Regions from separate parts of the Homo sapiens genome. Here region 1 is linked to region 2. Evidence: read pairs that join two places in POLR2A ChIA-PET (ENCODE). Cell type or tissue: OCI-LY7. All regions are shown on one strand. Region 1 has its middle 35 kb from the start of ABR-AS1. Region 2 overlaps ABR (ABR activator of RhoGEF and GTPase).

Evidence for each region. Peaks named below come from ENCODE experiments on the same cell type or tissue, not always from the same donor. Only the 100,000 strongest peaks of a DNase experiment are listed, where the experiment ranks them.
Region 1: POLR2A ChIA-PET joins it to region 2 with 7 read pairs; 5 of 35 experiments call an interaction of 5 or more read pairs at or near these places.

The regions. Positions count from the first base shown.
Region 1 is chr17:1,214,585-1,218,584 of GRCh38, reverse strand. It overlaps a transcript of ABR not described here. Among named protein-coding and RNA genes, the nearest start is that of ABR-AS1, 35 kb to the right of the region's middle. RefSeq lists an enhancer at 1,241-2,238. In OCI-LY7, no CTCF peak of the experiment used is centred here; DNase peaks (open chromatin) are centred at 1,774 and 2,234; H3K4me3 peaks cover 1,807 bases; H3K27ac peaks cover 3,427 bases.
Region 2 is chr17:1,163,357-1,167,356 of GRCh38, reverse strand. The region is part of intron 1 of ABR (ABR activator of RhoGEF and GTPase); the gene reads left to right. Among named protein-coding and RNA genes, the nearest start is that of ABR, 15 kb to the left of the region's middle. In OCI-LY7, CTCF peaks have their summits at 1,804 and 2,004; a DNase peak (open chromatin) is centred at 2,106; H3K27ac peaks cover 857 bases.

The sequences.
Region 1 (4,000 bases), 51 kb before region 2:
ATATTAACAAGTCTAGAGACATTGAGTCACTGGTCTGTAGTCACACAGCTCACAAAGGACAGAGCCAGGATTGGAACACAGCTCTTTCTGGGGCCAAAGTTATTCTCTACTCCAGCTCACCACTAACTGTTAACCTCTCCAGACTATAGCTTTTCACTTTAAAATAAGGTGACTGGACTAGATAATTTTCCCGACAGACCTAAATTTTATGGACGCCAGTAAGTTAAATGAGCTGGGACTACGTACCAAGTAAGGTTAAGAGCCTGGCTTTGAATCAGAGAAACTGGGTTTGGATCCAGGCTGTAGCCACTTGTTATTTTGTGTCCTTAACCAAGTTAATTCACCTGTCTATAAGCTTATTTTCTTTTCTATACAATGGGGATCATTGTACCTCACTTGGTGTTGCAAAGGTTAAATGAAATAATGTAGCATGGGGTCCGGCATGTGGTGAGCTCCGTATAAATGAAAACAGCTACTGGTGTGATGATCAAGAGCATGCTGTCCGAGGTAGCGGATTACTTGAAGTCAGGAGTTCGAGGCCAGCCTGGCCAACATGGTGAAACCCCGTCTCCACTAAAAATACAAAAATTAGTCGGGCGTGGTAGCACGTTCCTGTAATGCCAGCACTTTGGGAGGCCGAGGCGGGCGGATCACCTGAGGTCAGGAGTTCAAGACCAGCCTGGCCAACATGGTGAAACCCCGTCTCTGCTAAAAATACAAAAATTAGCTGAGCATGGTGGCACGTGCCTGTAATCCCAGCTACTCAGGAGGCTGAGGCAGGAGAATCGCTTGAACCTGGGAGGTGGAGGTTGCAGTGAACTGAGATTGCACCACTGCACTCCAGCCTGGGCCACAGAGCAAGACTCCGTCTCAAAAAAACAAAACAAAATAAATAAGAGCACGCTGTCTAGGACCACATTGCCTGGGTTCGATTCACGGCTCTGCCACTTAACTGCTATGTGACCTTGAGCAAATTCCTCAACCTTTTTGCACCTCAGTGTTTATATTTGTAGGCTAGGGGACGATGATAATATAATATCAATAGTCAAGTAAGTTGGCGTGAAGGTTAAATAAGTCAATATGTATATAACATACCTTGAACCAGACCTGACACATGGTAACCACTCAGTACGTGTTGGTTAATTTTATGATTATCCCCACTGTTACTAGTTTGGCCATGCTTCTTGCTGAAATAGACTATAAAGGTGAAACATGGTATCTTGCTCATCTTGTTGCCTGGTCATAACCTTAATTGAAACTGAAAATCCTGTAATTTGAATAATCCAAGAGCTGGAACAGCGAAGCATCCAATTACAGACGCGTCACGGCTGCAGCCTTGGGGGGGACGGTGAGGCGGCCGCACTGTGCTCTGGGGTTGGGGTCCTATTACGGAGAAAGCCTCGTTTTGTAGGCAGCTGCCTCGCCTTCTGTTTGGCTGCATAATTGCGCCTTTCCGTTTTATTTTAAAGCATCTTGAGGAATCCAGAGCCCACTCCTGCTGACAGCAGGGAAAGCCGCCGCATGTCCCATCTCTAATGAGCCTCCATGATGCTCTGTGGCCCCACCTAGGCAGCAGGCTGGGCTGGCATCCGCTGGCTCTCTGAGCACAGCTCACCATGCTGGGCTTCATTATGGGGCTCCCTGAACACCCCTAGGATCCCCCCACGCCTGTCCTCATTGTCTCAGAGGGCACAGAGTGGCTTCCTGAATGCCGAGCTTGTTGGTAACCTTTGTGGGCTGGCAGTGAGCACGCAGAAATTAATTATTCATATCAATGGGCTGAAGGAGCTGTTGTTCACTGAGGTGACTCCCCTTTGGCCACCAGACCCAGAGTTCCCCAGGGTCTTTAGACAGGCAGAGGACAGCGCAGTCCTTAGAGACAGCTGCAACAGCAGGGTGGCACGTGGCCGGCCCCAGGCTAAGTGCAGTCTGCTGATGTGCTTTGTTTGGGCTACAGAGGGTTAAAACAAAATTGGATCCATTTAAAACCAGGTTTTACCTAGCAATCTGGATTTCTGGATTTTCTTGAAAGATGGGAAGATGGGCAATGTGAATGGGAGGCATTAGTTAGAGCCGACGGGCCCCTTCAGGCTGGACGTGATTTTGCCAATGGCGTCAGCTTTCCTCTGGCCCCTTTCTCCACTTCTGACGTGAGAGGAGTGAGTCTAGTGCAGGGAACAGAGGAAGACTCGGAGCTGGGTTTGCGGCTGCCTCTGCTACTCACTCCTGCGTGACTCTAGGCAAATGACACAGCCCCTGTGGGCCCCGCTCTCCTCCTCTGGAGCAGGGGGTTATAACAGCTTCCCTACCTCGCAGATTTGTGAGAACTGAGCAAGTTGATATAAGGGCTGAGCCTGGCACATAGTAAGTTCTATTTAGGTGTTCAGTTTCTTTCTTTTTTTTTTTAGTATTTATTGATCATTCTTGGGTGTTTCTCGGAGAGGGGGATTTGGCAGGGTCATAGGACAATAGTGGAGGGAAGGTCAGCAGATAAACAAGTGAACAAAGGTCTCTGGTTTTCCTAGGCAGAGGACCCTGCGGCCTTCCGCAGTGTTTGTGTCCCTGGGTACTTGAGATTAGGGATTGGTGATGACTCTTAACGAGCACGCTGCCTTCAAGCATCTGTTTAACAAAGCACATCTTGCACCGCCCTTAATCCATTTACCCTGAGTGGACACAGCACATGTTTCAGAGAGCACGGGGGTTGGGGGTAAGGTCACAGATCAACAGGATCCCAAGGCAGAAGATTTTCTCCCAGTACAGAACAAAATGGAGTCTCCTATGTCCACCTCTTTCTACACAGACACAGCAACAATCCGATTTCTCCTTCTTTTCCCCACATTTCCCCCTTTTCTATTCGACAAAACCGCCATCGTCATCATGGCCCGTTCTCAATGAGCTGCTGGGTACACCTCCCAGACGGGGTGGCGGCCGGGCAGAGGCTGCACTCTGGGCACTTTGGGAGGCCAAGGCAGGCGGCTAGGAGGTGGAGGTTATAGTGAGCCGAGATCACGCCACTGCACTCCAGCCTGGGCACCATTGAGCACTCAGTGAACGAGACTCCGTCCGCAATCCCGGCACCTCGGGAGGCCGAGGCTGGCAGATCACTCGCGGCTAGGAGCTGGAGACCAGCCCGGCCAACACAGCGAAACCCCGTCTCCACCAAAAAAATACGAAAACCAGTCAGGCATGGCAGCGCGCGCCTGCAATCGCAGGCACTCGGCAGGCTGAGGCAGGAGAATCAGGCAGGGAGCTTGCAGTGAGCCGAGATGGCAGCAGTACAGTCCAGCTTCGGCTCGGCATCAGAGGGAGACCGTGGAGAGAGAGGGAGAGGGAGAGCTCTTTCTTTTCTTTTTTTTTTTTTTGAGACAGAGTCTTGCTCTGTCACCCAGGCTAGAGTGTAGTGGGGAGATCTAGGCTCACTGCAATCTCTGCCTCCTGGGTTCAAGTGATTCTCCTGCCTCAGCCTCCTGAGTAGTTGGGACTACAGGCACACACCATCACGCCTACCTAATTTCTGTATGTTTTGTAGAAATGGGGTTTTGCCATGTTGCCCAGGGTGGTCTTAAACACCTGGACTCAAGCAATCTGCCTGCCTCCACCTCCTAAAGTGCTGGGACTATAGGCGTGAGCCACCCCACCTGGTCAAGAGCAATACTTTTTTGGTCTGAGTATTTTATTTGGAGAGAAATAGAACTTGGCCATTGAGCTTATATACACCGAGATAGCTGCCACATTACAGGGAAAAACTATGTACAATCAAATATATATATTTTTTTCTTTGAGGTGGAGTTTCGCTCTTGTTGCCTAGGCTGGAGTGCAGTGGCACGATCTTGGCTCGCTGCAACATCCGCCTCCCAGGTTCAAGCGATTCTCCTGCCTCAGCCTCCCGAGTAGCTGGGATTACAGGCATGTGCCACTACGCCTGGCTAATTTTGTATTTTTAGTAGAGATGGGGTTTCTCCATGTTGGTCAAGCTGGTCTCGAACTCCTGACGTCA
Region 2 (4,000 bases):
TGGTTGGAGTTGGGGGTGGCTATGAAGAGACGAAGTGCTCTAGGGCTCTGGGTGTCTGGATCCAGCACTGGGGATGCCCCGGAGAGTCCTGGAGCAGGGAGGATCCAAGCAGGAGGTGGAGCTGGGTGTTAGGAGGGCAGAAGGGCCATCAGAAGGGGATACTGGAGACATCCAACTGGTGGCCTCTCTCTCCGCCCAGCCAGAGCTCAAGGCTTTGCCTCACCCCGAGAAGATAAATCACTGGGGTATCACGGGGTCCCCCAGCCCCCGTGCCATGATGGACATGCACATTTTGATTTGGCAGGTCCGGAGCTCAGATTCTGCATTTCCTTTGTTTGCTTGTTTGTTGTTTTTGAGACAGAGTCTGGCTCTGTCACCCAGGCTGGAGTGCAGTGGCGCGATCTCAGCTCTCACTGCAGCCTCTGCCTCCCAGTTCAAGCGATTCTCCTGCCTCAGCCTCCCAAGTAGCTGGGACTACAGGCGCGTGCCACCATGCCCAGCTAATGTTTCTGTATTTTTAGTAGAGACAGGGTTACACCATGTTGGCCAGGCTGGTCTCAAACTCCTGACCTCAGGTGATCCGCCCGCCTCGGCCTCCCAAAGTGCTGGGATTACAGGCGTGAGCCCCTGCGCCCGGCCTGGATTCTGCATTTCTAGCAAGTCCCAGGTGAGGCCCGCGCTGCCCACACTGGATGGGAAGGACCAGGCGCCTGCAGCATCTGCCCTCCAAGCCTTCGTAGCTCCCTCCTTCCTGCAGGATAAACTCTAAACTCCTTAGCACAACGTGGGAGCCTTCTCAGAGACTGGGTCCAACCCATCTCCAGCCGCAGCCTCCCCTCCTGGCCCCACTGCCACACCCCCGGGCCTCCGGCCACACTGAGCCTCTCCCGGTTTCCCAGGATACAACACTCGCCCATTCATAGTGTGGTGCCTTTTGCACGTGCTGTTCCTCTGCTTGGGGATGCTGTTGGTCTTTCTCAGCCAGGTGAAGAGGACGCTGAATGTCACCTGCTTGAGTATCAGGACCGGGGACTGGGCACTGGACCTAGACTCTTGGCCCTGGAGAGAAGCCCTGCATGGGGCCGCAGCCTGCCCCCGTCCCTGCTCACAGAAAAGCTCAGCCTTGCAGCCGCGTGGAGTCAGACGACTTGCCTGTCCTGCTTTGAACGTGTGGTGTTCCTACCACCTTTGAGTAAAAATAGAGCTGAGAATGACCGAAGTGAAACTCCACCTTGGGCTCTGGGAGAGCAGAGGTGGGACCACGCTGGGGAGGGTGGGTGCGGACACTCCGGGGGCGGGGGCTGAGGCCATCTGCGTGGGCTCTGGGAGAGCGGAGGTGGGGACCGCGCTGGGGAGGGTGGGTGCGGACACTCCGGGGGGTGGGAGCTGAGGTCATCTGCGTGGGCTCTGGGGAGGGGGCCCTGTGAGCCGGGCCAAGCTGCCAGGCACTGGGGGTCTACGCCCTGGACTCAGAGAGACCATGGCACCCTCAAGGCTGCTCTCACTTGAAAATTTTCGTTTTGGGGCTGGACATGGTGGCCCACGCCTGTAATCCCAGTACTTTGGGAGGCTGAGGCAGGAGGATCACCTGAGGTCATGAGTTCGAGACCAGCTTGCCTAACATGGTGAAACCCCGTCTCTACTAAAATATACAAAAATTAGCTGGGCGTGGTGGTGGATGCCTGTAATCCCAGCTACTCGGGAGGCTGAGGCAGGAGAATCACTTGAACCCGGGAGGCGGAGGTTGCAGTGAGCTGAGATCACACCATTGCACTCCAGCCTGGGCAACAAGAGCACAACTTCGTCTCAGAAAAAAGAAAAAAAGAAAGTTTTCACTCTGGGCTGTGGAACTATTTCAGGACTTCCTGAGGGGTTTCCTCTGGAGCTTCCTGAGTTTCCTCCTGGACATTTTGTCTCCAGGTCCCAGCGCCAGGCAGGGGTGGCTCCCGGAAGGGCTGTGGGTGCCACCCTGGCTGACTGCAGCCCTCTCTTGCACCTCCTCCCGGCCATCCACCCGCAGGAGGTCTTCCCCCAGCACTGGCTTGTGAGGAGCTCCCTCTGCCCGGGAGAAAATGGCTCCTCCGGGTCACAGGCTCCCCTCCAGGGACTGAGGGGCATTTTTGGATTGTGGGAAGGCGCTCCAGGGCCCGGTTCTGTGGCCCCAGGCCTGTTGCTCGGCTGGGTGGAGGCACCTCTGCAGGCCGGGAGCTTGGTCTTTGAACACCTGCTTAGCCTATGACCTCCAGCAAGTTATTTATGCTCTAGTGAGCTGTGTTTTTCTCACCTTTAGAATGGGAACAATCTTACCAACCACACTGAAAGCACTGCTGAGTTTTTCAGCAAATAAAAATAAGGATGCCCCGTTAAATTAGAATTTTAGATGAACAATGAATAATTTTTAAATATAAGTATATCCCATATGGCTGGGCATATTGGGAGGCCAGGAGGATCACTTGAGGCCAGGAGCTCGAGACCAGCCTGGGCAACATAGAGAGAACTTGTCTGTAATAAAAATACAAAAAATTAGCTGGGAGTGGTGGCAGACACCTGTAGTCCCAGCTCCTACGGAGGCTGAGGTGGGAGGATGGCTTGAGCTGGGGAAGTCGAGGCTTCAGTGAGCTGAGATCATGCCTCTGCACTCCAGCCTGGGCAACAGAGTGAGACCCTGTCTCAAAAAAAGAAAAGTAAGTATATCCCATACAAAACTTAGGACATAGTAGACTGAAAGCTAGTCTGTTGCTCACCCGACGTTCATGTTCACTGGGCGTCTTGCATTTTATCTGTAGACCGAAAGCTTGTCTGTTGCTCACCTGACGTTCATGTTCACTGGGAGTCTTGCAGTTTATCTGGGGTCCCTGAGTCTGGATTCAGTGCTGTGTGTGACACTTTGCCAGGGTCCCACCTAGATGCTCCGACATCCATGTTCACTGGGCGTCTTGCAGTTTATCTGGGGTCCCTGCGTCTGGATTCAGTGCTGTGTGTGACACTTTGCCAGGGTCCCACCTAGATGCTCCGACATCCATGTTCACTGGGCGTCTTGCAGTTTATCTGGGGTCCCTGCGTCTGGATTCAGTGCTGTGTGTGACACTTTGCCAGGGTCCGTCCTACCTAGATCCTCCGACATCCATGTTCACTGGGCGTCTTGCAGTTTATCTGGGGCCCCTGCGTCTGGATTCAGTGCTGTGTGTGACACTTTGCCAGGGTCCCACCTGGATGCTCCGACATCCATGTTCACTGGGCGTCTTGCAGTTTATCTGGGGTCCCTGCGTCTGGATTCAGTGCTGTGTGTGACACTTTGCCAGGGTCCCACCTAGATGCTCCGACATCCATGTTCACTGGGCGTCTTGCAGTTTATCTGGGGCCCCTGCGTCTGGATTCAGTGCTGTGTGTGACACTTCGCCAGGGTCCCACCTAGATGCTCCGACATCCATGTTCACTGGGCGTCTTGCAGTTTATCTGGGGTCCCTGCGTCTGGATTCAGTGCTGTGTGTGACACTTTGCCAGGGTCCCACCTAGATGCTCCGACATCCATGTTCACTGGGCGTCTTGCAGTTTATCTGGGGCCCCTGCGTCTGGATTCAGTGCTGTGTGTGACACTTTGCCAGGGTCCCACCTAGATGCTCCGACATCCATGTTCACTGGGCGTCTTGCAGTTTATCTGGGGTCCCTGCGTCTGGATTCAGTGCTGTGTGTGACACTTTGCCAGGGTCCCACCTGGATGCTCCGACATCCATGTTCACTGGGCGTCTTGCAGTTTATCTGGGGTCCCTGCGTCTGGATTCAGTGCTGTGTGTGACACTTTGCCAGGGTCCCACCTGGATGCTCCGACATCCATGTTCACTGGGCGTCTTGCAGTTTATCTGGGGCCCCTGCGTCTGGATTCAGTGCTGTGTGTGACACTTCGCCAGGGTCCCACCTGGATGCGTCTTGCTCATCTTGTGACTTGCTTCTCTCTTTTGTGCCACCCCCTGGCTCCTAGAGGCCAAGCTGAAGAAAAGTT